Regions from separate parts of the Homo sapiens genome. Here region 1 is linked to region 2. A link is a loop called in an ENCODE intact Hi-C map of the cell type or tissue named here. Cell type or tissue: PC-3. All regions are shown on one strand. Links, peaks and the distances in the headings refer to the core of each region. The heading gives the core; the rest is flanking DNA. Region 1 has its middle 140 kb from the start of LINC02304. Region 2 has its middle 47 kb from the start of LINC02325.

Evidence for each region. A loop is a pair of places that touch in the nucleus more often than their neighbours do. Peaks named below come from ENCODE experiments on the same cell type or tissue, not always from the same donor. Only the 100,000 strongest peaks of a DNase experiment are listed, where the experiment ranks them.
Region 1: a loop joins it to region 2, with 2.8 times the contacts of the local background. A loop is called at or near these places in 4 of 110 quality-filtered maps.

What each region holds. Positions count from the first base shown.
Region 1 is chr14:97,290,865-97,306,896 of GRCh38, forward strand. No RefSeq gene overlaps it. Among named protein-coding and RNA genes, the nearest start is that of LINC02304, 140 kb to the left of the region's middle. RefSeq lists an enhancer at 15,640-15,709. In PC-3, for the core only: CTCF peaks have their summits at 7,666, 7,865 and 8,986 (motif pointing right); no DNase peak of the experiment used is centred there; H3K27me3 peaks cover 7,914 bases.
Region 2 is chr14:97,403,429-97,419,460 of GRCh38, forward strand. No RefSeq gene overlaps it. Among named protein-coding and RNA genes, the nearest start is that of LINC02325, 47 kb to the right of the region's middle. RefSeq lists enhancers at 1-666, 8,479-9,000. In PC-3, for the core only: CTCF peaks have their summits at 7,406 and 11,122; no DNase peak of the experiment used is centred there; H3K27ac peaks cover 1,068 bases; H3K27me3 peaks cover 7,712 bases.

The sequences.
Region 1 (16,032 bases), core at 4,272-12,271, 110 kb before region 2:
GGTGTCTACACTTTCATTTGATTTGAGCCCTGCATGTTATGTAGCTAGTTCTGTCTGCAGTGAAGACACACAGAGAGACAACGTGTATATATCAAGGAATCTCAACTTCATTGTTAAGCGAGGGGATAATAATTGAATTTAGACTGCTAATTTATATGTATCAAATTGGTTAAACGATGTCACTGCAGACAAGGGTGTCAATGAGACACACCCAAGTTAGAAACTTCTGGTGGATTCTAAGTTGTCTCAGCATCCTGATCCACTCTCTACTTACTCATGGGCTTAGTTGAAGGCTTCCTATTCCTCTGGGCTGCACCTTCTAAAACCACATCCTCATATGCTCTGACCACTGGAAAAGCCCTTTCATTTTCTACCCACATCCTCATGTTTCTGGACTATTCTTCCCACAGAGGCTATACCCCTGACTCCCTTCCTGCAGCCAGGCTATAGCTTTACTCGCTCCCTCAACCAGCCTCATAACTTGGGACCCTAACTCTGAGCCAAGATTCTGGGTCCCTGACATACTTAAGACCTCAAAATCAGGTCTGTCATTTACAATAAGAGACTATCTCCACCACCTTTGAGATTTGAAGCTTTGCACAAATGTATGAGGTTTGGACTCTTTCAGCTGCAACTGACAGAAAATAAACGCAAAATAGTTTAAGGAGGAAAAAAAGAGAAAATTTATTGGCAATAGAAAAACTCCCAATATGTCAATTAGCCATCAGACACACACACACACTCTCTCTTACACACAAACATATATATACACACATATGCACACACACATTACACACATATGCAAACACAGATACATACATATGCAGCCATAAACACATACATGTAAATGTGGATATTCATTGCAAGATTGTTTCTGGTATGAACAGGTTAAATATCCAACAGCAAGGGATATTTCCAATTAATTGCTGAATATCCTTATCATCAAATACAATACTTATTAAACATCAAGTTTTCAGAGGGTGATAATAGTTAATAATAATGATGAGGGCTAATGTTCTAACATTTATTGAGCACCTGTTATATGTCAGGCACTGTTCTAAGTACTTTGCTCAAAATAACTCCTTCAGCTTAGGATTTTTAAGAATATGTAAGGATGTGACAAAAGGCTTACACTGTATTGCTTAGTGGAAAAAAACAACAACAACAACAGAATTAACAGAATTGTTTTTACACAGAGATTTCAGGTTTGTCATATGTATTTCTTATATCTGTTATATATTATATATATACAGAAAAAATAAACCAACATATTTATTCTATTAGGGGGATTATATCTGGGTGTTTAGATTGCAGGATATTTTGATTTTTTCTTTATTTTATTCTATATTTTACAAATTATCTGTCATGTATATAAAGTATATTATTTTTATGATTATTAGAAAGCTAAGCATTGTTGGCATGGAAGTAGGATGAAGAGTTACTTGGCTTGTTTTGGGATAACTTAAAAGAAAAGAGAAATAAAATTGAATCCATGGCTTGTAACTAAAACATAGAGGGTCCAGAATGTCCGAGAACATTCTATTTTATTTGAAAAGCAATAGGGAACCATTGAATGTTTGTGAGAGAGGTAGTGACAAATGCAGATTTAAAAGATCCTAAAGCCGACAGCATTGAGAATGCAGTCAAATCAAAAATGGGAGTCAAGAGGGCCTGACAAAGGGACAGAGGCCTTAAGTTTAGTAATAGTAGGGAGAGTAGGGGGGCCTGGCGGTGCACATGATATGAGGAAATGGCATCCACAGGATCTGGCAGCTAGTTAAATGATGGAATTCAGAGAACAGTCTTGTTACGCAGGCAGTGCGTCTCCAACCACGCGGGAACGATTCTCAGCGCGGCTGCTTTAAAAAAAAAAAAGAAAAAAGAAAAAGAAAAAGAAGAAGAAGAAAAGAAAAAAGCAAGCAGGAGGCCAGGATGCTCTACGGGGTTCACGCAGATGCAGGGTGGAATGGAGGCAGAAGGAGAAGCCTCAAGAGGGAGAGGAAGGCATGCAACTGATGGAGGGTTTTGTTATCTTTTTCCTCTTTTTTTGTCTGCTGCCCACAGAGACTTCACAAAGCATCTTAGACTTTACATATTCCAAGTTCCAGTTTGGTTTTCTGTGGATGCCCACTGTAGACTCTTCAAAAGTTCTTCCATTAATACCACGTCTTGAAATCTGCTACGAGTGTTTAGTCCATGCGGGCAGCTCAGTATTATTCTCAGCTTTGGGATATGGAACAGCAGTCACGTTTTCACCCAAAGGAGGGTGATCACAATTTTGTGTTTGGGAATTTGGAAAGGAGGAAAAAAAAATGACTTTCTTCTCAGATGAGTGTTTTTGCAAACAACGAAGCAAACTTCACTCAATTATAAAAATGTAAAAATGCTTCACCCTTGACAGCAGAGGCTCAAGCAAGCCACAACTCTCCCAGCTTTAAAAGGAGAGTCGTCCCTGCCCTGTCACTAACATGCAGTTTTGGGTTAGTTGCTTCACTATCCTGGGGCTTGTTTTTGTGACCTATAGAATAAGACAACAGGAGAGTCTCCCCTCTGAATGGTTGAGAGGATTAAACCAGCCACCACTTGCAAAAGGCACAAAACTTACCTACACATCGTAAGCATTGAACAAATGCTAGTTCTTTCTGTGTTTGCTGTCATAACCATTATCATTTTTCCCAGCCTAATTTTTGCCTTCATCTACAAAGCCTTCTCTGAACACTCTGATTCACAGATATCTTTCTTCATGCTGAACGGTTATCACACTATTAAGTGTGACTATTAAGTGTCACTATTAAGTGACAAATCCCACCTATTTGGATTTGTCATCCACTCTTAATCAATTTGTAATTAATGCACTTGAAGTCCTTGTCCAGATGACACTGAAAAGAGCACACAGCCTTTGCAAACCCAAGTGGGCTTTCTGGATCGCACTGCCTGGTCCTTGGACTGAGTGCATCATTTACATTCTCCAAATTCCAGTTGCTTCAATATGTGAAGAAGCCTCCCTCAAATAGCAGCACTGAGAGGATTAAATAAACTCAGGCTTCTTCAGCACCTGGCATGATGCCCTGACACAAAGAAAGGACTCACTAAATGTTTATTGAATTTTAAAATAATTATGATTGATGGCCACTAGTATCATCATTTTGAATATTATCCCTGAAAGCCCTAAACTCAAACTCTTCTTGGCACTGCAGATTCTGATAATTTATCCTTTCTATTAAAACTCCTAGCTGGGAGCAGAGACAGTGAGGTCGCCCTCATGTCCTTTCTGTATGGGGGTTTTGGGGGTCTCCATGTTCTTTCCAAATGTCTGTCAATTAATCTGCCTCTTCAAGTGCAGGGGAATGGGGTCCCAAGCCCTGCATGGCACCCAGCCTTTCTATCCCTGTGACCTTGAGCAAATAAGACCCTCTCTCTGGGATGGGATATTTACCCTTCTTTAAAAAAAAATCCTTTTGAAAGGATGTTATGAAAATTACAAACAGATTAGCACAGAAAATTGCTTTATAAACTCTAAAGCACTGTGCCAAAGAGATGCTTGTTTTTATTCTGTATAGAGACAGAACTATTTTACTTTATACGTGTCGGTGTGGGATTAGGGGCCATGAATATTTTTACACCTTTTCCATATAATTGTTTTTGTAAATGCACATTTTTGTTGTAGCATATACTAGAGGAACGATTTATTAGTAAATTCTGATGTGATTTAATGAATTCATTCATCTATTCAGTAAACATTGAGAGAGCTTCTGTATATTCAGGGCACCCTGTTCAGTGCTGATGAGACAGACATAAATAAGACAAGTTTCCCCACCCTTAAGAATTACAACGTTTCATTTGATAAGTTAAAAAAAAAAGTCTTTTGTTGGTTCCAGTTTCGACACATTAGATTGCACCACTTTTTGTTTTTATTAAGATAAGGTGACCACCTGGGTTACTTCCTTACCTTGGCTGTGAATAACAAAGTCTGTCATGTCCCTCTTGTTCAGAAACATCCCATCATAGCATGGCTTCATTCCACACTTTTACGTGATGCCGTATTTGTGAACAGAACCTCCCCCAATAGTTATTCATGTAATTCTATTAATATGATCTCAATCACCATATGGCGGTGTGATAGCAATTATATTGTTGTAACCAGCCGACTTAGGAGAAAGGAGGCCATCTTCCCAGCCAAAGACTGCACCCTCATTATAAAGATCCCCCAAATAATGGCTTCTCAACTGCCTCCTCCGTGAGATTTAGTTTTCCCAATTATTTAATCAGGATATTCTTGATGGTACTCAAAAGACTAAGTGTTAAAAAGAGGTTGGAATATTAATTTTTCTTTTTTCTATGTGAAATGAACAATGTTTGCAGTGTCGGCCTGTGCCTTGATAAATGCAAGGCTTGTACGGCATTTTTCGTTGTTGTTGTTAATTAGGGTGGCATGTGCACAGCTCAATCTCTGTGGAAACAAAACATAAAGCTTCGCTTAAACCAATGCAAAGCACATATATTTATTTTTGAGCTCCAAACACAAGTAGTTTGTCTCAGTTATAAACTCCTGACAGTGGTGTAAAAACGTGTAACACGGCACACTGCATTCCTCTCTAGGACTCTGTGTGAAAGAACTTCCTTTTTTCCCCCCAAAGAATTACATTCGGCACCACATGTCAAAACACAATTGTAATTGTGTAGCACAATATTTCATAAACCTGAAAATGTTTTAAAAACCCATTGTATTTCCGAAGCTTCCAAAGTCATTTTCTGGGTTAGCGTTTTTTCTGTACTAAGCCTGCCTTTTTTTCCCCTTTCTTTCTGATTTCCATATTCCTCAATAATTATTAAGCATTCTTATCTCCCAGGCAGGCATCTCTGATGTAGACGCTGGTGATAGTAGCAGTGGCTGTAATTCTTGTGAATTACTACGTTTAAAAATCTTGTGTTAAAACATGTTACTAAGCTTCCTGAAGTCAGCAGATGGCCTCAAGAAAGGCTCGTTTTAATTTTTCAAGTACATAAGTATAATAATCCACACTAATATATGCACATAACAATAAAGTGTGCTTGTTGAGCAATTATATTCACAGTTTCACATGTGTACCTGTAAGGATGGGCTCATCAATGTATAAATAGACATGCATGGACACAATACTCACATGATCGAAATAGGTGATCAAAATGGTTATATGTCAAAAATAATAAGAATAATAATAATTAAGAGCAACGCTAGAAAAAAAGCTGAGGAATGGAATAAACATCTCATTCACCAGAATGGAAAAGTTTGTGAAAGCCATTTAATGGAACTCAATATCAAAACATTTTAACTTTTTCAAAGTTTTTAACATTAAACAATTAGGATGAAACGCAATTAGGCAGCACATTGTAGAGGATGGTCACTTTTTGCATGTCATGTGGCTTTAAAAACAAGTCAGATAAATGATGATGCCATTAAAACTGAACTAATTAAAGAAAGCTTCTTTTAAGAACTCATTAACTGCAACCTCATTTGCATAATGATGCATATTAATTAAGTTTTAATGAATCTGAATTTGCACCAAGCCTATTCATGTTGGCTTTGAAACAAATTGAACAAATTAGTTAAAAGCTTTTTGGAATCTACTTTTCACACCAAACAGGATATGAATGCAATCTTCTCTACAAAAAAGAAATATTTTTCCTTTAATTTAATTCAAAGGTATGCAGGCCCATCTATTAATTATTTTTAAATGCAATAATTTTCACCTTTTCTTTGGAAAATCAACAATATTACTTATTCCTGAATGGGAAATATTAGAAATGTAAGTTGTGGGGGAAAATCATTACGGCCAATTTATTGGCAGTAAGTTGGAGATATTTGACTTTAGGGTACATTTAGTTTATTTAATAGTGGGAATAAAAATAGAGGAGGTAATTTCTGGGCATTCTGAATGAATATCTTCAATGCAGCAACTAAAATGTGATGTCTAAAGGTGGCATGTCTCATTTTTTTGGGACATAGGAGGCAGCGTTATATTATTGGTGTCACATTCATTTCTAAATCTGATTCTACTCCATCATAAATCTCCTAAGTAGCATGGAAAAAATTAAACATTTACAGAACATGTGTTCTTTTCCTCTGAATTTGTGCAAATCCTAATTTTTTTATACACAAGAAGCAGAATTCAATTTTAACAAGTTCGTGTTCGGCTCATAATAAAAACAAGAATTACAGCAGCAACACTATTGATTTGCTCATACTCCATTGTGTCTTCATCAAGAATGAAGAGATTTATGTAATTACTGCACCATCTTTTGTTGTTTGAAAGCACTTTTTTTGTAAGTCAGCATATACAAAGGATGGAAACGCTTTTATTGTTGAGATTACAAGATCATTTCTCCCCCTTGTTGAAACGCTTTCTCCAATAGGTGTTTTGGTGAGGTCGACAATTAAGATGATGTTGTATTCTGGAAATGCACATTTAAAAAATGTATTTACAGGTATTCCTTTGCAGCATTTTTTAAAACCCATTCATCCCTTCACCTTTCTCTCTTTTTTATACCTCCTCGGCTGTTTCAGTTTCCAGAGAAGCGATTGTCGGCACCAGGGCAAAGCCCGAGCAAATTCCCCGCAGCAAAGTACCGTGAATGCTTTTCAGATGTAGCGGGACAAAATAGCAACACTCTAGATTATTCTCTCTTAATTACTTACTTTGCTCTTGTTGGAATTTACTTGTGCTTGGGTCAGTGATCACTTTTGACTCTGTTAGAGAAAAATAAAATTAAAATCAGCTCTTTGGCTGCCCCACTTTCTCCTTGAGCTGGTCTAGCTTGCATTCTATTTAAATTACCTGCTCTGCAAAGGGTCTTCTTGGAGTAAATGCTTTTCCACTTTGGAAGCAAAGTCCAACGGCATTGTAAAATACTGTGAGCTCCCTCATCACTTTCCTGAGCCAGGTATTTGTAGAAGCCATCCCAGACTTTTTTTTTTTTTTTTTTTTTCTACAAGAAAGAGGAATTGCCGTTTATCAAAACAGGAAGCAGAAGCAATTCTAACGTGCAAAACAATTTAAAAAATATATTAATTCACAAATCATGTTTGGGGTGATTTTAAAATGAACTGCTCTCCCATTCCCCCTTTTTATTAGCATAATCCTGCGTGTCTCTTCCTGCGATATAGTTACTGTTACCACGCTGGGCTACAATGTACCCTGTGATGGGAGGTTCGACATAAGACGAAAGTCAGGAAGGGCAGCCTGGTGGGAGTCAGCCCTGAGCTGGGAACCGTTTGCTGTGTGATCCATTATGCTTTGAACGAAATATTGTTTCTGTATTTCCTCCTCTCATTTCTATTTTACTTTTTGAGCATGTTTGTCATTGGGAAAGCCAGGGAAGCTGTGGAATGTTTTAAATACCATCTGATGTTCACAGAGAGAAATCTGCTGCTTCCAGATCACCCCCAGAGGAAGGGAATCTCTTTTCCCGAGTTTTAGGATTCTGGGTGTGCCAGGGAACAGGAGCACCACCATGGGAACCTATAATTAAAATAATAATAATAATAATAATAATAATAATAATAATAATAATGAAGGCCATTGGAATCTTCCATGATGGTCTGTATTTAGGTAGGCAGATGTAATTCCGGATAGCAGAGCTGGAGTGGGTGTCTGTACCGCCCCCTAGCTGCAGGACTCGGGGCAGGGGCAAGAGGGAGAACGAGGACGCTCCGGCTTGTGTTCCCAGCCCTGGAGATGATTTTCATCTTTAATTTTTAAAGACTCAAAACAAAACTAAATAAGGCAGGGAAAAGGTTTCCAGTTGCAGCGACTCTCCCTACCCCCTCCAAATGGCACCTCAGCAAACCCATTTCCTTTCAAAAGTCTTTAGTAAGGTAGCATTAAAAAAAATAAAAAGTGTAAATTTTGCGTGGAGAATTGGCTTCTTTGGGGGAAATTTTGACAGAAAGCGTCTTCCTTGGGGGAGGTCAGGAGTCATTGGTATTAAACTAGACAAGCTGGTAGCGGAGTGTTAATGGCCACCGCAAGCAGATGTTCTGTAATTAGGGGAGATGTGAATGACAAGGCGGGAGAGGTACGGAACACGGGCGGGCTGGCACAAAGCAGCTGCCGCTACCGCTTCCCTGTCATGGATGTACACAAGTCAGACCAGCCCCCGTGAGGCTGCCGGCGCGGTGACAATTAGAAAAAAATTGTATTTGATTAAAATAAGTAATATATCATACAATGCAATTTCTTCCCCCTAAGAGAGAGGAAGACTGGCCCAGGTTCCACCTGCCAAAAGTAGACCAGTGTCCCACCAAATTTCAGAAATGAGGAGGTTCTGCTGGAACTGACATTTTTGTCTTTTTTTGTTATTATTATTTTCTTAGCTGATATTGAGCTTTTTTAAGAGGAGGGATGGAGTCTCTTCATTCTCTCCCTTAATCTTCACATTCAAGCAGTCTACATACAAAGCCTGTCTCTTCTATCTCCTAAATATCCTCTAAGTTCTCCCTTCTCTCTCCATCCCCATTGCCTGAGCCTCATCTTTTCTTCTAGAATATTCCACAGCCTCCTTCTCCTGGTTTTCCTGTCGCCAAGGAGCCTTCTTCACTCCGATCCTCCTCTCTAAGGATCTGGGAGCCCCTTCTCCAGACAGCGCCAGAACCTTCTCATACCACTGAATTATTCTCTGGGCCCTAACACCTAGCACCTTGCCAGCCACATAGGAAGCCCTCAGGAAACGTGTTCGTGCGAGTAAGTGACAGACCCAATGCAAAATGCATCACCAACATAGACTGAGGCGTTTCTCCTTTGCCGGGTACCATGATAACGAAGAGTTTGTGCCCCTTTATACTAAAACTGAATTGTAAAATCAAAACATGTTCTTTGCTTACATAAACTGTGTTTTAGTGGCAGTGAAAGAAGGAGCAAAATCAGTTTTCTAAAGGGTTGTTTGGTACCTGTGCTGTTTAGCCATTTGGTGGGAGCAGCACAAAGATGTGGTGAAGCCTGTTGACCTCCTTCCACCAGAAGGAGGCAGCCTGGCCTGGTGGAAAGAACTCTGGGCTTAAATTCAGAGGCTCCGGGGTGAGTCTCTGCAGACCTCAACTTCCCTGAGCCTCAATATATTTTTTCCATGAAATGGGGATAATAACACTAAACTCTCAAGGTTGTCAAGAGTCTGAAAACAGATCACAAGTGCTTTATTATGACCGAGTTGGCTTCATTTCATCAAATGAGCTCATGGGCTTTGCAGACTGTGAAGCATTATGCAGGAATTATTAAATTCCTCTGTGTCCTGGAAATCCAATAGGACTTGCTTATCCCATGTTCTTAATGTAAGGGAAGGAAACAAGGAGAGAAAACCTAATTAACTTTGACTGAGTACCTCTCCTGCCTTTCGTTCTCATTTTTCTCACTACTTGGTGTAGGTCTCCTGATCTCCTTTTACATGTGTGCAAACTAAGGCTCAGAGAGGTTGAGCAAGTCACTCAGGGCCACCCAGTCGGTCAGTGGGGCTGGGATGTGGGTCCTAGGCTGCCTGATAGCAAAACCAGCACTCTCTGCGATGTGAAGCTGCTGAGGGAGCCTCGGTGGGATGTCATCCTGTCCCTGTCCTTTGGGTGAGGGGCTGAGATGTCACTGCCTGTCCTCAGAGATGGAAAGAAAGCATCCCTGGGAACCATTTCTAAGCAGAGCGCCAGTGAGAAGCATGGCCCCTATTCTATGCTGTCTTTGTCTCCTTTCCTGCCTCTGTGGGATCCTCCAGGTCTCCCACCTTAGTCTCTTGACTTCTCCCCAGACCCTCTTCTCACCACTCGCTTCCTCTTTATTTCTCTCTCCATCTCTCTCCCTTGATTTCTAATTTCCAAGCCCGCGAGCTATTACAGAAAGCATAATGACGGTTACACTTGTCTATAGCAATATTGCTGTCTAGCTTATTGCTTTGTAAAGTACTTCGGGAGCCTTGAAAATGAAAGGTGTTATGTAAAATGAAAATCGATTCTAATTCTAAATAAACATCATTGCTTCAAGTTTCCCTTGGATAGCATTGTTTCTTGCTCAGGAAAGACAATGGCTCAGAATTTCCTCCTAATGTTTAAAAGATGTATTTGGGCATGCCAGTGTCTTGGGGCTTGTCACGACAGGGCAAGGTCTGAATCATATCTCAATATATCCTTACAATTGTATTTAATTGCACCTGGTAAAATGTGTCTTTGTTCATTATTTATGAAGGGAAATTATTTTTGTCCATAGGAAAGATTGATACCACTTTTAGCTTATGTTCAGGTGATTAGCGATTAAGTACAATTTATTTCCCTGATATATGTCTCTATCAGCAACGACCATTCAGAAATGGGGAAAGAAACATTCTCTCAGCAGAAAAACAATCTCCACTTTAGGAAGCTGTTTCCTCCTCCTTCGCTGGTAGAGCAATTTACAAGGACATGCGAGCCACAAAAATGGAAGTTTGAATCATTTCTGTGCAGAAAGCTCATCATCCCAAATCAGAAATGTCATAAAAGTTAAAATGCCATAAGAGTGTGTTCCCCAAGAAAGAAATAATTTTCTTTTCATTGAGAACACACTGGAGGACATAATATACTTCTTGAAATTCAAATTTTCATAGCAAATGCGATTTATCCCTCCCTTGCATGGTTCATCTTTCTTTAAGAAAAAGCAACTGAATATTATCCCTATTTTATATTTTTCCGCAAAATTATCTTCCAAGTGCTTGTTTCCTTAAAAACATGCATACGGGATGGGGAAAAGGAACAATTTCATCCTTGGGAAAGTACATAGGAAACTTCCAGCACTGGGAAGTACCAACGAGTTGGCTTGAATTTGCTGTGATAACTCAATCATAAGTCCATTTGCATCCACAGAAAGACCCAGGATGCCTGTGGGACTCATGGCCTCAATTCATTTTTTTTCCCTCTTTCAATTTTATGTCTGGTTAAGTAATCTGAAGTGTCTGCCAGTAGTTCAGGCCCTGCAAATGCTCTGAATATAAAAAGCTGAATAAAGGTGTCAGTGTTTGAATATGAATGTATTGCTAATACCTGTGCCCCTCTATCAAATAGGCTTTCTCATATACAGACCCAAAATATTATTATTTTTTCCTCCTTAAAAAGCTCTCCTTGTCCAATCAGTCATGTTTGAGCCTGTTAACTGGGTGACAAAATTGCTGGAGATTGATAGACTGTCATTGGATGTGTGGAAGGAACTTACAGTGGTGTAGACATGGCCCTGGATTTGGAGTGAAAGGCAGGGGGAGTAGCACGTTGGGGACAGGCGCTATTAGCACACAAAGCCAGCAGAGGCCACGTAGAGCTCTTACAGCAAGTCAAAGCCTCCCTGAGCCTCAATTTTCTTATCTTTAAAATGAGAGAGGTGACTCTCCCTGGAAGGGCTGAGTGGGAATACAGAAAATATATAGAAAGAAGAGCCTATGGTATGCAGGATTGACAACATTGATGACAGCATATGATATGGGCAGAGTCTGAGCCCAGCAGTATTTCCTGGAACTTCCCAACAGACCCTCAGGGCACATGTGTGATACCTAGTTGTCCTCCACGTGTTGACTCCCTCCTGTGTCAGAGCTTTTACCCCTGTTGTTCCCCTGAACTGGCATTTCTCCCAAGTGGCAGAGGCCACTCTTTGATTCTCCTTTCTTAGTAACAGGCTGTCAATTTTTACCTGGGCACATTGCCCTCCAGAGTACAAAGCAACATGTTACAGCCTTTCTTGCAATATATATGGCCAATGATATTTGAGGAGACACATAGAAAAGCCATGTAAAGGCCACTGGCTCAAGCTCAGAGGGAATGAGCTCCCCTGATTCTCTTCTCTGTGGGCCTGGAACTCTTCTATGATGGCTGGAGTTCCAGCATCCATGTGGACCATAAGGTGACATTATATGAAGATGGCAGTAGAAACAGCTAGTAGCCAATGATCTAGTGGTTGGCTTACAGCTGGATTTCTCATATATGAAAGAATGTACTTTTGCATGTTTAAGTCACTATGGCAAGGAATTTGTTTCTGGTAGCTGAACACAATCTTTTCTGTTTGTTTTTGTTTGTTTGTTTTGTTTTGTTTTGTTTTTGAGACGGAGTTTCACTCTGTCACCAGGCTGGAGTGCAGTGGTGTGATCTCAGCTCACTGCAACCTCCATCTCCCAGGTTCAAGTGATTCTCCTGCCTCAGCCTCCTGAGTAGCTGGGACTACAGGCGCGCACCACCATGCCCAGGTAATTTTTGTGTTTTTAGTAGAGACAAGTTTTCACCATGTTGGCCAGGATACTCTCTATCTTTTGATCTTGTGATCTGCCCGCCTCAGTCTCCCAAAGGGCTGGGATTACAGGCATAAGCCACCAGGCCTGGCTGCTGAACACAATCTTAAGTAGTATTTCTTCCATATCCAAGTTATTTAAAGCCTGTTTCAAGTCCTTTCTTTTTCATGAAGTCCTCCCAGGTGACTCTAGAACCACTGTGATCTACATCTCCGAATTCTCACAATACTGGAATACGGTCTATGACTTTATTCTTCTCTCATTGCCTAGGTTTCTTATTCCTGGGCTCCCAGTGAAATATCAAGATCTTCAGGGACAGAGGCCCTGTCTTAAAACTCATTTTATCACCCATAGTATTTAAGAATGTTGAGAACCAAACAATTTCTCTATGATGAAAGAAAATGTATTGAGAACTTGAAATATGCCTATATGTTACCTCATACTATCCCACTGCCCCCAATATCTAGTTGAGAAAACTGAGGCTTAGAGACTTACGACATGGCCAAAGCCACATAGCTTCTAAGTGGCAAAGTAGGATTCTATTCCAGGCTTACTGAAGTCCAAGCACCACACCATCGCCTGTATACACATGGAGTGACTTAAAAGAAAATCACACTTGTTTCTATTTTGTTCCTGGTTATGATTTTTACAAGTTTATTGCAGAAATTTTAGAAAAATACATAATAATATGAAGAAAACAAATTAAAATCATCTTATGATATTCCACCATCTAAACATCACTGTTAACATATTACTTTTTTTCCTCCAGTATATGTAACCTGTGAATCAGATAGTAAATATTCCTTCCCAAGTAGTTACTGTTGCAATCATATTTTATATAATAATAGCTAGCAGTTATAAATTACTATCTGTCAGATACTATTCTATATGCTTTATGAAAATTACTTCACACAGTTCTTACAATAACTCTAGGAGATAGATTCTATTATCTCCCCTACTTTCAGATGAGAAAACTTAGGTGAAGAGAGGGAGAATAATTTGCTCGAGTTCACAATAGCAAATAAATAACAGAGTCAAGAAACACATGCCACAAGCAGGGACTGGGCTCTGGAATCCACACTTCTGAGGACTAAACTATACAAATTCTTCAGTACTACATGTTGCATCTCCTTTTTTTAAACATAAATCTTAAGATCGGCTTCACAGTCTACCATAAATATGTGCCATACTTTTCCTGGCCATTCCTTCTGGTTGGACATAGAGGGTGTTTCCATTGTGTCACTATTATTAAAAATGATCACCTTTGTACATAGGTATCATTGTCTGAATGTCAAATTATTTCCTTGGGAAAGATCTTAAGGAATAAAATTATGAAGTAAACAGTCTGCATATTGTTTATCATTATCCCAACATTGAAATATCTGGAAGCATAGAATCACAAAACACAATTTGAAAGAGATCTTCCAGGTCATCTAGTTTCACCCGCTCATTACAAGTGTGGAAGCTAAGGTTCAGGGTGAGCAAGGGACTTGCCCAAAGTCACACATGAATTCTGACACCGAAGTACTTTCCTTCCTACTTGACATTCTTTCCAAGACTGTACCTTTTGTTCCTATAATAGCTGACTTTGCAATCAACCCTATGTCTCTTTCTATAAAAGGACCTTCTTTCATAAAACAAATAGTGATAGAGTGTCGATCACATTGCTGTCACTGTGCTAGGCACAAATTCACATGTGAATTCTCATCTTCTACTTCCTAGGGCAGTAGGGAGAGCTAAGATGTCAAAATGTCAAGAGTAGACATTGAGGCCTTTCCCCCTTGCCTTGGCCCTGGTTGTGACCACTGCAACACCATTCTTTCTACTACTTGGGCTTGACTGCCATCTCCATGACCTCTTCCTCTGATACGCTCCTCTGCCCAGTCTTCTCACCCCAGATCCCAACATCAGGACTTCTCTCTTATTACTGTTAATGTAAACTTTACTTCCTTTTTATTGTATTAAAGCAATGCAAGTTCATTGTGAAAACAGAAATACTTACCACTTACCGGATGCTAACTGAAGGGCTGGAAGCCATGAAATCCTAGAGAAAGAAAGAGGACTAAAACAAAGCCCCTTCCCTCAAGGAGCTCCAATCAATGAGGAAGCCAAAAATAAAGACATTTACAGTGTAATGTCACAAATGCTATTAGAGGTCTGCACAGGATCCTAAGAAAATAGAGAACAGGGACACTGAACACAGACAGGGGGAGTCAGAAAGTCTTCTTTCTTCCATTTCTAATATTTTTTCATTTATAAATGTATCAATATATCTACTCTTCCATCCAATAATAGTTTATTGAACATTTATTGGGTACTAGGTATTATCCTGGAAATACAGTTGCAGAACTTGGGCTGAAGCCCACGTTTTCTGTCACCAGGTCCCATGGTATTTGTTCTTGCTGTTGTACGGTGCTGTTATAATCCTTTAAAACAAAACAAGGAAACTGAATGGGTTTTGGTATTGCATCCACCCAGGTGGAGTAAAGTCAGTAACTCAGCATGATGAAAGCACACACCAGGCTCATTAATCAAATACTCTGGTTAATAGAGAGTTCTCATATATGCCATGCATGAATTACCAGTTTTCAAAGAATTATAATACAACAAAATATACTGGAACCATACAGCTCATAATTGAATCTGCTTTCGATGTGACAGAAGTCACCTGAAGGGCTGTGTTTAAGAGCCATCAACTTTGGAATGTCATACGTGCATAAGGCAAGCCAGTGCAAAATTAACAGCTCTTGGCTCTTACTAACCTGCTGTTTTTGAAAATAGAAAACTCAAACCCACTAAAAAACAAGAATAGGTATACCTTAACCAAATCTGCCATATAAAAAGGGAGGGAAAAATATACCTCACAATTGCAAGCACAAATATATCTTAACATTATTTTCAAATAACCAAAGCCCTTATGTGTGTATTTAGGGGCATGCTTAGAAAATGTATGTTCCATGGTGGAGGTTACTGAAGGACATTTGACAATCCAGAAGGTTTTTTTTTTTTTAGAGAAAGTCTTTGTTTTTTAGGTTTTATTGCAAGTTGCCTTTAATTGTAGTTGGGTTTAATAGACATGCTGGTTAGGGGGTTCTGGTATTGTCTAAACTCTTGAAGACCTGGGGATGCTGGGATGTCTGAGAAGCACACAGGCTGGTGTGGATGGATGCTCTGAGTCAGCAGTGCCCAGTTTATGTTTCATGAGCAAAAAGCTTCCCAGGCTGGGTGAATTTGGATACCACATCACAGAGTTCCCCTTTGGGGGACTCCAGTGCATGTTAGTCTAGTAAAGCCTCTGATAAGTCCTGTAGCAGAGAATCCCATTTTACTTCCCTTAGCTCAGAGTTTCTCAAGAATTCTGTTTTATCACCTTGGGGAGTAAGTATTCTGACAAATATGTTTTGGGTTGCTGGCCCAAACCCATCTGTTGTGAGGATATCTGGCTTGCTGTCTTCCAGCTGAGGGGGTTCAGAAACTGTCAACCATTCTTTCTTTCGTTATTCAGCATGCATGCTCTGAACACCTGGTCTGCATCTTGGAGAGTTCAGATGATTCTTTACGTGGAAGCCTAAGGCCTGGAACAGCTATAGTGTGGGTTCTGATGCCGTAGATAGAACTACTTTAATAAGTTATAAGTAATGTTTAATAATTGTATATTTGAAACAACAGCAAATGAAATCCTGGCCCTTAATGTAGATTGCATGCTTTATTCTGGGAAATAAACCTAGCCTTTCCTTTCTGGTATTAGATGAGTCATCTGTTCATACAAAAGAG
Region 2 (16,032 bases), core at 3,489-11,488:
TTAAATTAACTTCTGAACTTTATATGAGCTGTAATGATCTGTTTATCTGTCTTCACCAGCCTCATAATGGCCAACTAGAGGGTCAAGACTTGAGCCTTTAACATCCCATTATGCATCTCAGAAAGACTTCTGCCCGGGTCATTATTGCTTAATTGTACCTTCTTCTTCTTTGAGTGACTTTATTAGGCCATAAGAGAAGCCTTAAGTAGCTCGTTGGTGATAGAGAGTCCCGCCCGTGCGACCGCTCCTGCCCTGATATTTACCGTGATGGGCAGGAACCGAGGATGTCTCCTGGCCGAGAGAAGCCAGTGGAGTCTAAATCCCTTTTGCAATTTGGTAGAAAAACTTGCTTTTGTGTTGTCTTGTTGGTTTTCAGCATGGCCATTTCTAGTGCCCTCTTTTAGGTTTTCCAGCTCCCATGAGATCTTCCTAAGTTTTTTCTATATATCCATTGCTTTCCTGGGTGGCGGGATGGTGTCTGGAACAAGGTCTGAATGGGTGATGTACATCATCACACCTGTCTGTGCCTCAGTTTCTCTACCTATAAAAGCAGGATAGTGACCCCTAATTTTTCTTTTCTGTAGGCCCTTCAGATGACTAAAAGAAATCACTGGTGGGAAAATGCTTTGCAAACCGTGGAATAAGACCTTGTGGGTTAAATTTTGATGAAGGTAAAAACAGCGTTGCCTCTTTTCTGTCGTCTGTGTGTTTATCCTCCCCTCCCCCAATAGTGGATGACAGTTCTGCCTTTTTCTACTTTCCTGGCACCTTTACCTTACAGCTTGCATGTCCAGCTCTTCCAGGTTGATTGCACCCCATTGATTACCCCATCGCATGTTTGACTGTCCTTCCCCATTGGACCCAGTGGTCCCCGAGGGCAAGGTTTGAGCCTCCCTCACCCCTGAATCCTCAGGGCCTGGCAGGGGCCTGGAGTTCACGATGTGCATGTTTCTGTGGTCACAGAGCAACCCACATGCTTTTGCGTATTTGATGTGGGGGAGCGAGATCAGGGAGATCTGGTCACCCTGGGGGCACCCACTCTGTGCAAGGCCCTTGGCTGGGTGGCTTACATCATTGTCCCCTTGTAAGTGATTTCTTTCATTTTGCAGAGGAGGAGACTATGCCTGAGGATGATGAAGCACCTTTTCCAGGGGTGAGCACCTCTGCGGCTCTCTTCTGAGCAACACCTTCATAGAGACAACTGCCTTCCAGCCTCCCCTGTGAGCATTTCTCACAGCCCCTAGAGATCATCCTGTCCAAAAGTGAGCAGGTGGTCTGTGCTGCCCATTACCTCCAACTTTTCCTGCCACCTTAAATGGGATCTCCATCCACCTGCATTTGTGGCAGGTTCTCCACCTTTGGTCCCCATTACAGGTGCACGAGTCCATCCACTTCTCACTGCCTGCCCAGAGGCCACCGTCAGTCACCTGAGCTCCAGATCTCTTTGCTTCCTCTCTTGCCACTCACTAATCTCTTACTCATACTGCAGTGATGTCTTCAGAGTATGCATCAGGTGAAGTCCCTTCCTTTCCCAAATAAAACTATTTGTAGGAGAGAAACCTACAGATTGCTCTCCCTGATATGTCTCCCATTCTAGCCTCCTCCCATGTCATCCTTCAACCTGTTAGCCAGCCTCGCTGGTCCTCTCTCCCTTCTCTGAAGGTGCCTTGTTTCTTTACAAATTGTGCTGTCCTTTGGCTGGGCACAGTGGCTCACACCAGTAATCCCAGCACTTTGGGAGGCTGAGGCAGGCAGATCACCTGAGGTCAGGAGTTTGAGACCAGCCTGGCCAACATGGTGAAACCCTGTCTCTACTAAAAATATAAAAATTAGCCGAGTGTGGTGGTCTGCACCTGTAGTCCCAGCTACTTGGGAGGCTGAGGCACAAGAATCACTTGAACCCGGGAGGTGGAGGTTGCAATGAGCCGAGATTGCACCACTGCACTCCAGCTTGGGTGATAGAGTGAGACTCTGTCTAAAAAAAAAAAAAAAAAAAATTGTCCTCTTCCCTGTTGCAGCTCTCCTGGCTCTTCAGGGTGATTTCTCCAGCAGCAATATTGGAATTATTAACAGGAAAGACTTTTTAAGCGTGATGCAAAATCCAGAAGCTCAAAAAGTAGATTGATGGATTTTTCTTTCTATAAATTTGTAACTCCTGTCTTGCAACCTATGTGATATATGTCAGACTAGTTTCTTTCATATGTAAAGAGCTTCTACAAATTGTTAATATTGCAAAACAATCCAATGGAAAAATACTGAAAGAACTTTAGTAGACAATTGGCAAAAAGGAAACAAATTACTATTTAAAATAGATTCTCAATTTGTTTGTAATAAGGAAAATGCAAATGGCAATGGGGGAATGGAAAAATGGACTTTGTAGATGTGGTATGTGTGAGTGGTCAGTTAGTGCATCGGCTTTGCAAAACGAATTGGGGGTTTGTGTCAAACTTGACATGATTCATACTCTTTAACCTGGCAGTTCCACTTTAGCACTTTAGCTTTTTGAGGTACTTACAGAAATTCACAAAAATGTGATTTTTGTGGCTTTGTTAGGATAGTGATTAATTGGAAATGATTTAACTTACATTTGTAGATTAAATAAAATGTCAAATATTCTTACAATGCAATGCCATGCAGCCACTAAAAGAAAGAAGCAGATGTATATATCTGCTGTCATGAAATGATCTCTAAGATGCATCTTTAATTAAAAAAAGAAAAGTACAGGCCAGGCACGGTGGCTCACGCCTATAATCCCAGTACTTTGGGAGGAAGAGGCGGGTGGATCACCTGAGGTCAGGAGTTGGAGACCAGCCTGGACAACATGGCGAAACCCCGTTTCTACTAAAAATATAAACATTAGCAGGGTGTGGTGGCACATGTCTGTAAACTCGGGAGGCTGAGGCAGGAGAATCGCTTGAGCCCAGGAGGCAGAGGTTGCAGTGAGCCGAGATCATGCCACTGCACTCCAGCCTGGGCAACAGAGAGCGACTCCGTCTCAAAAAAAAAAAATGTACAGAACAGTGTGCTCAATGTATTACCACTTATTAATGGGAAATGCTATTGCTTTTTGAAGGGAAAATGGTAGTGATAGGGTGCACTTCACTTTTGTACTGCCGACTTTTCTTTTAAACAATATATGTGATTTACCTGTTTAAACAAAAAAATTGGTATTAATTTTACAATAATATATTGAATGATGTAAATCTACATTTTGTATATATGTAGATGTATTTCTATAACTACATAAAATAATTTATCATTATATTATACACTGTACCTATAATAGGACATAACTGTGGCATGCTATGTTACAGGCTATGGTTATAGTATGACGTAGAGCTGTGGCTAATGTTATATACCATAGCCTAGTCATGACATATTGTAGGTACATATATATTAGTAATAACATAAATATATAAAAATAGTTATGCAAATATTTACATTTATATTCTGAACAGATAAAAACTGGAAGAAAATATAATGAAAAGTTAATTTTGGTTTCTCTGGGTGGTGAAACTATAAGTAGTTTTTTAAAACTTTTTTGTATATATATGTTTTAAAATTTGCATTGTAATTATTTGTGTATATGTGAGTATATATATGTGTATGTATGTATGTGTGTGTACACATATAATCAGCATAGATTATGTAGGCTGTTTAGTTTTCATGTGTAGTTTTCTTATTTCTGCCTGTTTTAAAAAAACTAATAATATAATTATACATAATTACATAAATATTCTGTTACATTTCTATCTGCCAAAGCAATTTCATATTAATTATTTCCTCTGGGTGCCCCATTGATCTGGAGATAGGCAGAATGTACATTAACACTACCATTTTACAGATGAGTAAACCGAGGTTCTGTCCAGTTCAATGGAAGGGTATGAGTCAGAGCCAGGGACTGTTGGCCAACTTGGTTTTAGGTTGATGATGGACTGGGTTCCAGGGAGCAGTAAGGGCTCTGGAGATCTGGAGACTGCCAGCCTCTCATTCCACATGTGCCCTGTTGCAAGGCCCTCGAAGCAACGCTGCCATTTCCAGGAGTACTGGGAGGAAGATAAAGGGATGTCCACAGTGGGCACATTAAGGATCTCTTGCTTTTTTCTTCTCTCCACTGCATTAATGTAGTTTTTAAAAATCATCATCATAGATCGGAAAATACATGAACGTATTGCATGTGAGTGTAATGAAAAACTGGAGAACACGCCAGTCTTTTTTTTTTTTTTTAATCTTTGTTGCATAGTTTTTTATCTTCTTTTTGTAAACAGAAAAAAAAAAAGCCTCGAGTCTCTGAAACAGCTTCCCATTCGACCTATGCAGGTCACATTTACATGTAGTTCTTAAACTGGTGGTTGAGCCTGCGTTTTGGCATTTACCCTTCCCAAATGCCTTGAGGAGGGAGCTTCATCTTTAGCCTCAGATCACGTCACTCTCGTGCTCAAAGCCGTCCGCTGGTTTGCATCTCACTGGGTGTAAAAGCCGAAGTCCTTGCCATGACCTTCGAGCTCCTGAGTGATCTCCCCCACCTCTGCCTCCCTCTGATTTGATCATTCTGCTCCAAACACATGTCCCCCCTGCTCTTCCTGAACACACCGAGCAGGCTCTGCCCCAGGCTTTGAACTTGCTTTTCCCTCTACTTGGATCTCTTTTCCCCTAGAGAGACAGGTGGCTTCTTCCCTTGCTGCTTTTTATCCTTACAGAAACCTCCCCTACCGTACGAGTGCTTTCTTAACCTCCATGTGCGTCATACTAACACATCACGCCACCCTGGGACTCCACAGGACTCCACATTTCCTTTAATGATTTATTTTTTCCCATAATGTGTATCCCCATGTGGCATGCTGTATATTATCTCCCGCCCCACCAATGGCTGGACTGGAAACCTCACGAGGACAGGGATGGTATCTTTTTTGCTCATTGCCAGCATGCAGGACCGTACAGAGGATGGAGGTAGTCAGTGATGCAAAACTGATTTTAAATTGTTTGGTGCTGTGCCAGAAGGAGTGATTATTCTCACTATGCGGCTTCCTCTGACCTCTGAACTCCTGCTGGAATGATCTGGACCGCTCAGTTTGGCATTTTAATTATATACTGTCTCATGTTACAACTTAAAGTGTTCTAATTTTACGTATTTGCTTATACGGTAAACATGTATTCAGCTTCACCTATGTATACCAAGCACCTCAGAAACCTGAAATCATTCCTTAAGACCAAAGAACAGATAACAGGCTGATAGCATGCTGATTTTGTTTTTTTATCTTCCACTTCCTACCTAGGACAGTGCAAGTAAAGAGTCAGCCCTCAAGAAAACAGAACAAAAAAGCAAGTCACTGGGCTGTGCACATTTAGTAAGCTCCACTGGTACCAAATGCTTGTAGGTTAATGAATTAGGAACATCAGTTTTCTTGGTGCAAATATGCTCCCAGCTTAGTTAAGAGGTTCTTCAGTTTGAATTTGTTTGGATGAAAACAAGATGGTTCCAAATTTCTGTGTAAATCTGAAACCAGACAAGTTTCACACAGTTGCACATTTCAAAAAAAAAAAAAAAAAAAAAGTTCTGCTCCCGTTTGGTAAGTATTCTGTGTATCTGAAAGGAGAAAAAAAAAAAAAAAACCTTGTAGTTTCCAATTGCAAAATGAGTCTTTATTTCCTCTCCAAAACCCTTTATGTGCCGTGAGTTGGTGAGTGTAAACCGGCTTCCTGGTGTGTGTGTGCAGCCCTGGGATGCCACAAGTCACATTTGTGACATGTCGGCTCTGGGAAATGCTGTGGAACCTGTCAGAACAATCCGTTCCACATAAATACAAAATGCTCTTTCTCACCCATGTCACCACGAACCTTTATTCAGGGCTTAAAACCCAGCTAGGCCTATATGAACAGCGTATGTTCGGAGCTTTTCCTACACACACAAACACGCACACACATACACACACATCTTTATCTTTCTGTCATTCTCTGCATTAACTACATTCTTAAAACCTGGAGGTATGCCAATCTTTTTTTTTTTTCAAAGAGGAAAAAAAATCAAAAGTTTTTGGTAATTGAAATTCATGACAAATTACAGACAGTTTTTTTCTTTCTTTTTTAGAACACCGTGTTCTTAGAAAAGTGTCTTCTTACTGAAATGAAAAAGCGTGGAAGCCGTGTGCGCCCGTGGACGTGGTTTTGTGACTCATGGCTGCCCTGGGCTGACAAGGACCAGTGTTTGATCTCTAAATCACGGGAAGACGAGTGTTGGATGTCAGGTGGTGGTGTGGTATCAGAGAAAATCGGTGGTCTTTTTGTTTTGCACCTGTGTTCTTTTGCTGTCGGCAAGGTGGGCCCAGGTAAAGCCAGCGTAGGTGAGCAAGGGGTCGCTGATTTTAATTGAGTAGTTATTCCAGTAACACCATCTATTCTGTTCACAGCCAAATGGGGTGGCCCCCTCCAATTTATCCCTCAGGCAGATTTCAAGAAAACGCTGTAGTCCAATATAATCGATGATTTCATATCCGAGAAAAGGTTTTTGTGTTTTTATTTTGTTCCAGTGTTTGCTTTAGGACTGATACTACCATTGCTTTTAATAAACTCCTTTGATACATTTTCTCCCCAGAAGAGACTTTTTTTGTTGTTGTTTTCAAGGTCACACAAAGAATATAACTTTGGTTTATTAATGGAAACCTTCTAGCTACTGGTTAATTCATTACTGCACAGTACAATTTTAAAAGTCACCAACAATGTGGTTCTTTGTCTTTAATTTCTTTGGATGTGTGGTTGTGTGTGTGCGTATGTCAGCACCTTTTTACCTTAAAGAGATACGCGAATCCCCATGAATTATTATACTTTCACTTGTTTTTGTGCCCACTTAAATTTATAGGTAAATATGTGTAAATTTGGGAAAAATATACTTTTTCCACTGTTCGAATTTCTTTCCTCAGAACTTTCCTAAGACTATAAAACTACAGCAGAGATGCTGGGGGCGCTGGGATCTGGGTGAGAGAATTGAGGCATGCACCTTGGGTGCAAAATTTAATGGAGTGCCAAAAAGGCAGTAATTAAGAAAAATGATAATTGGATGCAATGTTTAAAAAAATAAAATGAATGCACCAAAATTCACAATGAACAAAAAATTCAGATTTTAAATAAAGGCAGGATCTGATCCTGTCCACTGATTTTTAGAAGAGTGAGATGTATGTGCAGGCTTCTGATATCTCAAAGACAATTTTGGGAAACATCTTGCACAGAATCTATCATCACGGATTTTTATTTTAGGAGAAGATGTTACCTATCACCACGAGGGTAAGTTTTGACAACCGAATTTCTCCCCCTTTGCTCTTGCGGTTACTCCACAGACATTTGAGCATTCCGCGACAAAACTGTTTTCCAGTCCTGGACAAATACTTTTTATTTCTGAAAGCATCTCGCAGGGGGAGCTAGGGAGTAACACACTGCTCAAAGACGCTCTTTATAAAGGGACTTTCTGTGTCGTTTCTGGATTTTGATAGCAACTTTTGAGTAGGGCCGAGCAGCCTTTGCAGGAATGGGTGGATGGCGGCTAAGGTCATTGTCAAGGACTTGGGATCAATTAGTATGCAGATCAGAGCCAAGGAGTTCAAAGGTATTGTTCCAATTCAATCACATTAGCCAGGGCAGAGATGAACAAACAGCACGACCTTAATCACCAAGCCTTACCCATTCACTGGGTGTGTGTGTGTGTGTGAGAGAGAGAGAGAGAGACACACTAAGATCTGGCCAACCATGTGAAGATATGAGAAAGCTGACCCCCAAGCCTTATTATTTATAAAATATAATATGTACATTTCCTTCCGTGTATATTTGAGGGAGAACTTAATTGAAGGTGAACAAACTGGCTCTGTATTTCAATGCATGCCTTCACACATACACAGACACATTAAATGCCTTGCAAAAAACCAAAATCTCACTAGTATAATGCCAAGGTAAGTTCTTTTCCCTCTTACTTGCAGACAAGCCTATTCAAAATGTGCACAATTCTTTCAAGTCCCCCAAGTGAGAGGACGTGAAATTCCACATTCTAAAATACAGTATCTGCAGTCTAAATATACCTTTCAACTGTGTGGTTAGAGCTAACATGGAGATAAATGAGGAAATTTTGAATTTTTAAAACATCACAGGAAGAAGGATTTTTTCCCCCTTCTCTCTCTTCTCAAAGGAAAACCCAATTATTTTCCTGATTTGCCGATGTGATGCATTGGAATGTGGGCAAACCAGTGGCCGCTACTCATTGCCTGTGTCCTTAAAACATACAGCACGGAAGAGTAGGGACACAGATGCATAGTGTAAATACGCGGGTTCCATCTATAATTATATCTACAGCACACATGAGATACTTTTATGGTTTGGGTGGAAATGAGGAACGACAAGGGGATTAGCCTTTGACAAAATGTGACATTTAAGCAGGTTCACCTGGTTCTGGAACCCTTTGCCCTCCGAGTCGCTGTTTATCTGCGTTCACATGTAAGTTTGCTGCATCAATCTGGATAAACATTTGCTAAACCCAACAATGACTTCTATTGGAGTGGATTACCCCGGGAAGCTGTAGGCTGCACTGGGGGAGAATTCCGCCTCGGTATCTTCATTTCCATCTAAAATCAAACATGATCCGGTAACTAAGGTTTTCCGAATCCAGTCTCTGCCCCCACCTCCGGCCCTGGGAAGACAGTTAATCATAGCTGGCGAAGATGAAAGACGCGCAGGGAAACGCAACTCTAGCAGGCAAAGCTGCACCCCAGGGGGTCATGAATGCTGGGGGAGGAACCATGATTCCTTGATGCAATAACATATTGAGACACTTTCGGCTTTACACTCGCTATCAAGTAAATATAGGATATCTCACCCATGAAGGGTGATTATTGCTCCTGAAAGGAGGAAACGACTTATTAAGGTCTTGTTCAGGAGCAAAAGAAAGATAAGAATCATTATTAATAGAGAGAAACAATCTGGGATTTTCCCTATAAAAATGTATTTCCCCTTAAGACTATTTTGGCAGTGGGGTTATTATTATTATCATTATTATTCATATTGGTCTGAAATTGACTGTGCTTTCAAAGCAGTCCTAATAAGTAGAGGTTTCAAAAGATAACTTTTCCCATTGCATCTCCCGTCACATATTGTTAGTAGCGCTTTTATCTGTAATGCAAATAAAGACATTTTAAAATGTAAATCTGTTACCCAGTCCCATAAAAATATTCATTCACTGTTTGGTATTTTATTTGAAAATATTAAGCCACTAAAACAAAACAAAACAAAACACACGATCCTTAAAACCAAACGTTTACCCAATTATTCACAGAGGCATCATTTCTCCTTTGATCCTACTATTGTGATGTTTTCCCTGAATTTTGGTTCAAGACAGACATTTTCCTCTTCTTTTTTCTTTCCCCTAAACAAGGTCATAGATTTTTTTCCCCCTAAATGAAGACCAGAGCCCCCAGTGCAGGATTAAGTAAGTCCTTACAGTGTTATAAAAGTGAGTGCTTCTTTCCTATAATAAAAGGTGTTTAAAAGGTTCGCTACAGCTTTAAACAGAATTACAATTTACTTCTTTCAAGTGTCCAGGCCATAAATTCTTCTCAATTCCCTCTCTCTCTCCTTGTCGGAATTAATGAGATCAGATCTGATCAGGGCGCTGATGTGTTCAGCGCCAAATCACACAACAGCGCGCGCACCGTAATGGAATTTGCATCTAATGCATACATAAATCAAACATCTTTCTGGACATTTTCATATGCATAATGTCATTTCATCCAGTTCTCTCTGTGCAGAGGGGGAGATTTTTCTCTCTGAGAGAATGACTTTCTTTAATGCTTTCATTTTATTTTCGCTGACTGCAGTCCGGGAGAATGCGCTCGGTCGGAGAATCTTTCGGGGCGCGGTTGACAGTTCTTTTTCCAAGAGGGGTCCTTCACATTTATCATGCCTCTTCCTCGGGGGCTTTGTTATGCAAATGTGGCTGAAATTGATAATTCCAAAGTGCTTCATTTCGGCTCCTCGGCGGTTGGAGATGGTAGATAAAAAGAAACTGACAAGACACACTGATTGCCCTCAATGCATGTAACTCTCTTGCTAACAAGGCTGGATATTGTTAAAAATTCCTATTGTTATGAGGGTGGCGCTCCCATTATGCAGGCCTTGCAAATTTCTGATTTGAATATTAACCCTTTAATCACCCCACCCCACAGACCCCTCCAAAAAAAAAACAAAAAAAACACACAATTGCCATCAAATGGCTTCAGAACCCCAAACATCAAATTATTCTTCTATTATAGTGAACAGCTGGGGTACACTGAAAACACTTCATTAATCATTTGTTCCCAAGGTAAACTTTACATTTATTTTCAAATACAAAGAAAAGGGGTTATCTTAAGCAAAGGGGAGCCTCCCCCCAAGTTCTAAGTAAAGATGTTGGAACGGCATCGCCCTGAGTTTGCACAAAGGGCTGGAAATTGATAATTGAGAACAACAGTTTGTAAAAGGAACCTGGCCTCTCCCCCGGCCCCTGCTCCTCGTCGGCAAATGGAAAGATCAGTATTTTCACTTGGCCATGCTTCCGCTTTTCCGTTCAGACTAAAGAAGGCCTCAGGGAGGGGATATGTGTCTGCCGTCACCAGAGTTAAGTTTATTTTACCTGTTTGACCAGACGAAGGGAAAAAAAAATCTCCCAGCGTCCTTCTCTTAGTAGAGAGGGGATGCAGAAATCTGAATACCATTTCCAGGGAAGAATTACAAATTGAGGCAGCTCTGGGCATTAGCATACCAATTAGGTGCTGGCAGCAAACTGGGATTCTAAGGAGGTGCTGCGGGCCTTGGGCTGCGGCTGCTACGGGGTCAAAACACCAGGAGCTCAGAAGAACGTGGTTATTTCTGCTCAAAATCAAGGCCTGGTCCTTCCAAATACCAAGACCAGAATCTGGACTGGAAGGCCTCCTGTTTCTAAACATACACATGCACAATTACAATTTCCCAGAAAGTGATCAGACCCATTCATAGCGTCTCTGAATGAAAAACAGAAACTTAACAGGAATTCGCCTGTCAGCTAATTAGAATTTAGCGACTAGAATTTCTTAGCAGCTTTCCCATGGTGGCTGCATCTCCAGAAATGTCCACCAGGTAATTGGCCTCGCTGTTAAACCTTGGAACCACTTAGAATTATGTTTTCTTTTGAAAATGTTGCTAGGTTAGGGAAAGAAAACCTGCAGGTTGGTGAATTATGCTTAATGTTTTTTTCTCTCAAATGAAGCTCCTGAGCTTGGAAAAGAAAGCATCACGGGGCTTAGAGGCTAGAATTGCCTTGATGGTGTGCTGTGCCCGACGCCCATCAGAGGCTGCATCAAAGGGCTTCACCTTCTCAGTTCTGCAGCCGCGCAGAGCAGTACCTGCCAAATTATGGCAAATAAAAGAGGCGCCAGATCCAACAGACCTCTCTTACCTGCTGCACTAAAGAGGTGGTGCTCTGTCTGGCTGTTTGTGAAGTGCTGCCTTCCGTCCACACGCTTGGGGCTGTCGTCCAGACACACGTGGAAACACATGCAGAGGGGCACACAGATAGGGTCACTGCAAACGTTCTCAGGGATGACAAAGCCACTCACAGACCCTCTGCACACATGACCCAGGTGACTGCCGAAGAGACCTGGTCTCTCTCCTTGGCAGCCTTCACGTGCATGTCAGTCCAGGTACGAAGGCAAATTACACCACTCTAAAAGATTTTTAAAAAATGCATTGGTTTGTGTAGAAGCAGATTTTGATAAATGGTGAAGTTAGGGGATCATTCTCATATTTATAGTGGCCATTGGGCCCACGAACTTGTCTCCTGTCTTCATTATATGTTTTTGATATTTACGCTAGCTGCTAATCTCAGGAGCTCGGCCACATTTTCATAATTAAGATTGCAGCCCACACTCCCTAAACTTAGTGTGAGTCATTAAATCAGCAGGTTATAGTCAAAGTTGCAGTCAAAACAATGCTTATTCATTAATATCTGTTATGCTAATCAGCACCAATAAATGTGAAGGTAGCTAAGCGCTTACTCCTCCCCTGAAGAATCAACTAGCTTTTAGAAGCTTACACTTTCCTAGGAAAAGAGAAGCCTTATCTTTAGTTCACAAGAAGCTTTTAGGATGCAAGATTTAAAGATGTGTCTCTATGTATTTAATGTCTATTTTATTTTCAATTACACTTTGCGGTGAATCTGAATACCTAACGTTATCTATAGATTGCATGATATCGCTGGGCACTTGAAAGTGAGTTTTTCTGAGTCTATTTGATTTGTGAGTATTTTTTTTTCATCTGCTGGCAGAATGGTGCTCCCCACTCTCCACCCCAGGTTCTTCTTAAAAGGAAAACTTGGTAGTTTGTTCCCATCCGTGCACTGACTAATGCTCAGCAGGCACCGGGTGGTAATGACCTAGGGAAGGGGGTGTAGGCACAGGCTAGGATGTGGGCATCCTGGGTCTTCACAGCCTCTGCCAGGATGAGGGGCCTGGGATGCTGCTTTGTGTGCACAGAGGAAAGGTGTAGGAATGCCCGTGCTCGCTGGCATTTAATTTACCAGTTGCCTCTGTGCTGGGGCTTTGGCAGATTCTGCTGGAATCTGAAAGACAGGCTGTCATACCGAGGGCCTGCTGCCGACTCTGAAATTGAGAAACTTGGCAGATATGCAAACAGTAACTGGGTTTGAGTTGTTTTGATTACAAGTTAAACAGAGAGTCATTGGCAGGGCCAACGTATATCTGCCGAGGTTCTCACTCTCTCTCTCTCTTCTCCCCTTTCTTTCTCTTCTTTCATTTTCTTTCTTCCTCTTGGCCAAGTGCGTGAAAGTAGCTGGTAATTTCTGCAGAATCCAGTAACACCTTGGCTTTGCAGAGCTGGGATATTGTGAGAGAAGGAGAAAGGGTCAGTCTCTCTCCCTTTGGACTTACTTTATGTTGTGTTGGAAATGAGGCTGGCCATATAAAATTTAGCCCTGAATTCCAAGCCTTCAACACATTCAAAATTTCCCCTCTGGGTGGTTTACAAGGACAGAGCCCCATTATTCTTTCTAAATTTTGCATTATTTAGAGATGTATGGAAAAACATGCATGAAGAAAACATTTGAGAAAGCCTTTTAAAAATAAGTCATGCTTCCAATATTTGCCCAGAGAGAAATAGAAAGAGAGAAGATCTGCTTTCGCTGTGCTGTTTCTCTTTGGTTTGATCCAGGTTTGGGCCCTCAGCACGTGTCTACCTAGTCGCACCCTGCATGTTTGGGACAGTGAGCATTTACTCTTACCGGAGTAAAGTCAAGTCTTGCCTCCCTGGTGACCATGTGTAGGGGAAAAACGAAATAAAGAAAAGAAAAGTAAGAAATCTCAACTGGTATCACACAGGTGAATTAAAGGCAGCTGGCCTTTTAACCACATTTCCCCATTGTCAAAGGCCTCTTTCCATTTCAGCCAGGGGTTTGCACAATGCTCCATTCTGGACTGAGCTGCTCTTGCAATTTTAAGGTGAAATTTGTCAGTTTTGGAAAGAGGGCAAGGACAACATCTAACTGTCACTGCCATTGTCTTAAGCTGGCTGGCTGGAGGCAGATTTCCAAGAGGCTGTTTCACGTGGCAAAAAACACATTCGATTTATAGAAATGAGACTCTTTTCTTTCCCCCACAAGTAGAAAGCTGAAACTCTGAACACCCTGACAGAGTTCTTGGAAAGAGCCCAAATATATCAAATCAGACTTAAAAAAAAATCCACCAATTTGACCACAAAAATACTTTATTGAAAAATGTAAAAAAAAAAAAAAAAAAAGGCCAGGAAAACACACCACCTCACTGGGCTCAATAATGTGTCCCTAAAGAAACTGAGTTCTGAAAGGGCCTCATTTGGACAAAGTTAATTACTGCACAATAATTGCATTTTAAATTCAGTTTCTTTCTAGAAGCAGTGAATTTTAAAGCTCATGATTAGGGAAAAAAGTAAGTTCCTCTACCTACAACTTGTTAATTGCCTTTGTCAAAAACTGATGTCCCAAGACTTCCTCTCCCCTTGAAGAAATAGAACTTCTGAGTTGGTGGCAACACAGTCTCTGCAGACAGGGCTGAGTTTGCAGCTTCTGCTCTGAAGAGCTCAGCACTGCACATGCCCACCAGGCCAGGTGGACTCCCAGCATCATGCTAGAGCCCCGTTCATGTGCCGCATGGACTGGGGGCAGAAAGGCAAAGGACAATCACTTTAGTTGAGCATCTCCTCTTAGTCACTCTTTTCTACATGAACTCTGGTTTCATTCTCCTCGGAACTCTGTGCATTGATACTCCCGTGTTTGTGGGTTTTATAAAACTATTTTTATTGTGGTAAAACATGTAGCATACAATTTGCCATCTTAACCATTTTTAAGTGTACAACTTGGTGTTATTAAGTAAATTTATAATGTTGTGTAACTATCAACGGTACCTATCTCCAGAATTTTTCATCAGCGCAAACAGAAATTGTACATCTCATTAAGCAGTAACTCCCTAGTCTCCTTTCCTTGCAGCCTCTGGTGGCCTCTGGTCTCTCTGTCTCTGTGAGTTTGCCTGTACTTCATGGTGAGTGGAATCACACAGCTCTGTTCTTTGGGTCTGGCTTATTTTACTTAGCATAATGTTTTCGAGTTTCAACCACGTCACTGCCTATGTCAGAATTCCGCTTGTTCTCGTGGCTGAGTAATATTCCGTTGCGTGGTAGACCACATTTTATCTGTCCACCAGCTGATGGACACTTGAACTGTGCCTATCTTTTGGCTACTGTGCTGCTATGAACACTGGTGTACAAGTGTCCGCTTGGGTCCCTGTTTTCAGCTCTTTAGGGTCTATTCAGAGGAGTGGAATTTCTGGGTCCTGTGTTTAACTTTTTGAGGAATGTGAGATTATATTTACAGAAAAGGGCACAGGGGCACAGAAAAGTTTAATAACTGGTCTATTCTGTATAAGTAGCCAGTTGCAGAACTAAGATGTTGAGCCAGAGTGTGAATTCAGTATCTGTTTTCCATCCTACTTGCTTCCCAAAGTTAAAACCTTCATTCCTGACCCTCGAGAGGACACTTGTCAGCTGTAAGGTGAAAAGCTGACCCTTGAACCTGCTGTCTTGTGACAGCTGCATCAATGGTCTACAAATTCCCCTCCTCCATTTAGGCAAACTGTGGGGCCTCCTTGAACCTCCAGTTATCTGCAACAAGGGTAAGAGGATGTCCTGCTGATATGGTGGCATGTATATATTATATACAGACTGAGTGACACGCACTGAGTTTTAAATAAGTAGTATGCGGCCGGGCGCGGTGGCTCACGCCTGTAATCCCAGCACTTTGGGAGGCTGAGGCAGGCGGATCACGGGGTCAGGAGATGGAGACCACCCTGGCTAACACGGTGAAACCCCGTCTCTACTAAAAATACAAAAAATTAGCCGGGGTGGTGGCGGGCGCCTGTAGTCCCAGCTACTCGGGAGGCTGAGGAAGGAGAATGGCGTGAACCCGGGAGGCGGAGCTTGCAGTGAGCCGATATCGCGCCACTGCACTCCAGCCTGGGCGACAGAGCGAGACTCCGTCTCAATAAATAAATAAATAAATAAATTAATTAATTAATTAATTAATTAAAAAAATAGAAAAAATAAAAAATAAATAAGGGGAAAGACCAAATTGACATCATTTATTGTTGGTTAGGGGAGTGGAAGGGGCGTATGAATACTGGTAAACTAAAATGACTGGGGACTGGGCGCGGTGGCTCACGCCTGTAATCCCAACACTTTGGGAGGTCAAAGTGGCATATCCCCTGAGGTCAGGAGTTCAAGACCAGCCTGACCAACATGGCGAAACCCTGTCCCTACTAAAAACACAAAAATTAGCTGGGCGAGGTGGCGTGCGCCTGTAGTCCCAGCTACTCAGGAGTCTCAGGCAGGAGAATCTCTTGAACCAGGGAGGTGGAGGTTGCAGTGAGCCGAGACCCTGCTACTCCATTCCGGCCTGGGCAACAAGAGCAAAACTCAGTCTCAAAAAAGTAAAAATAAATA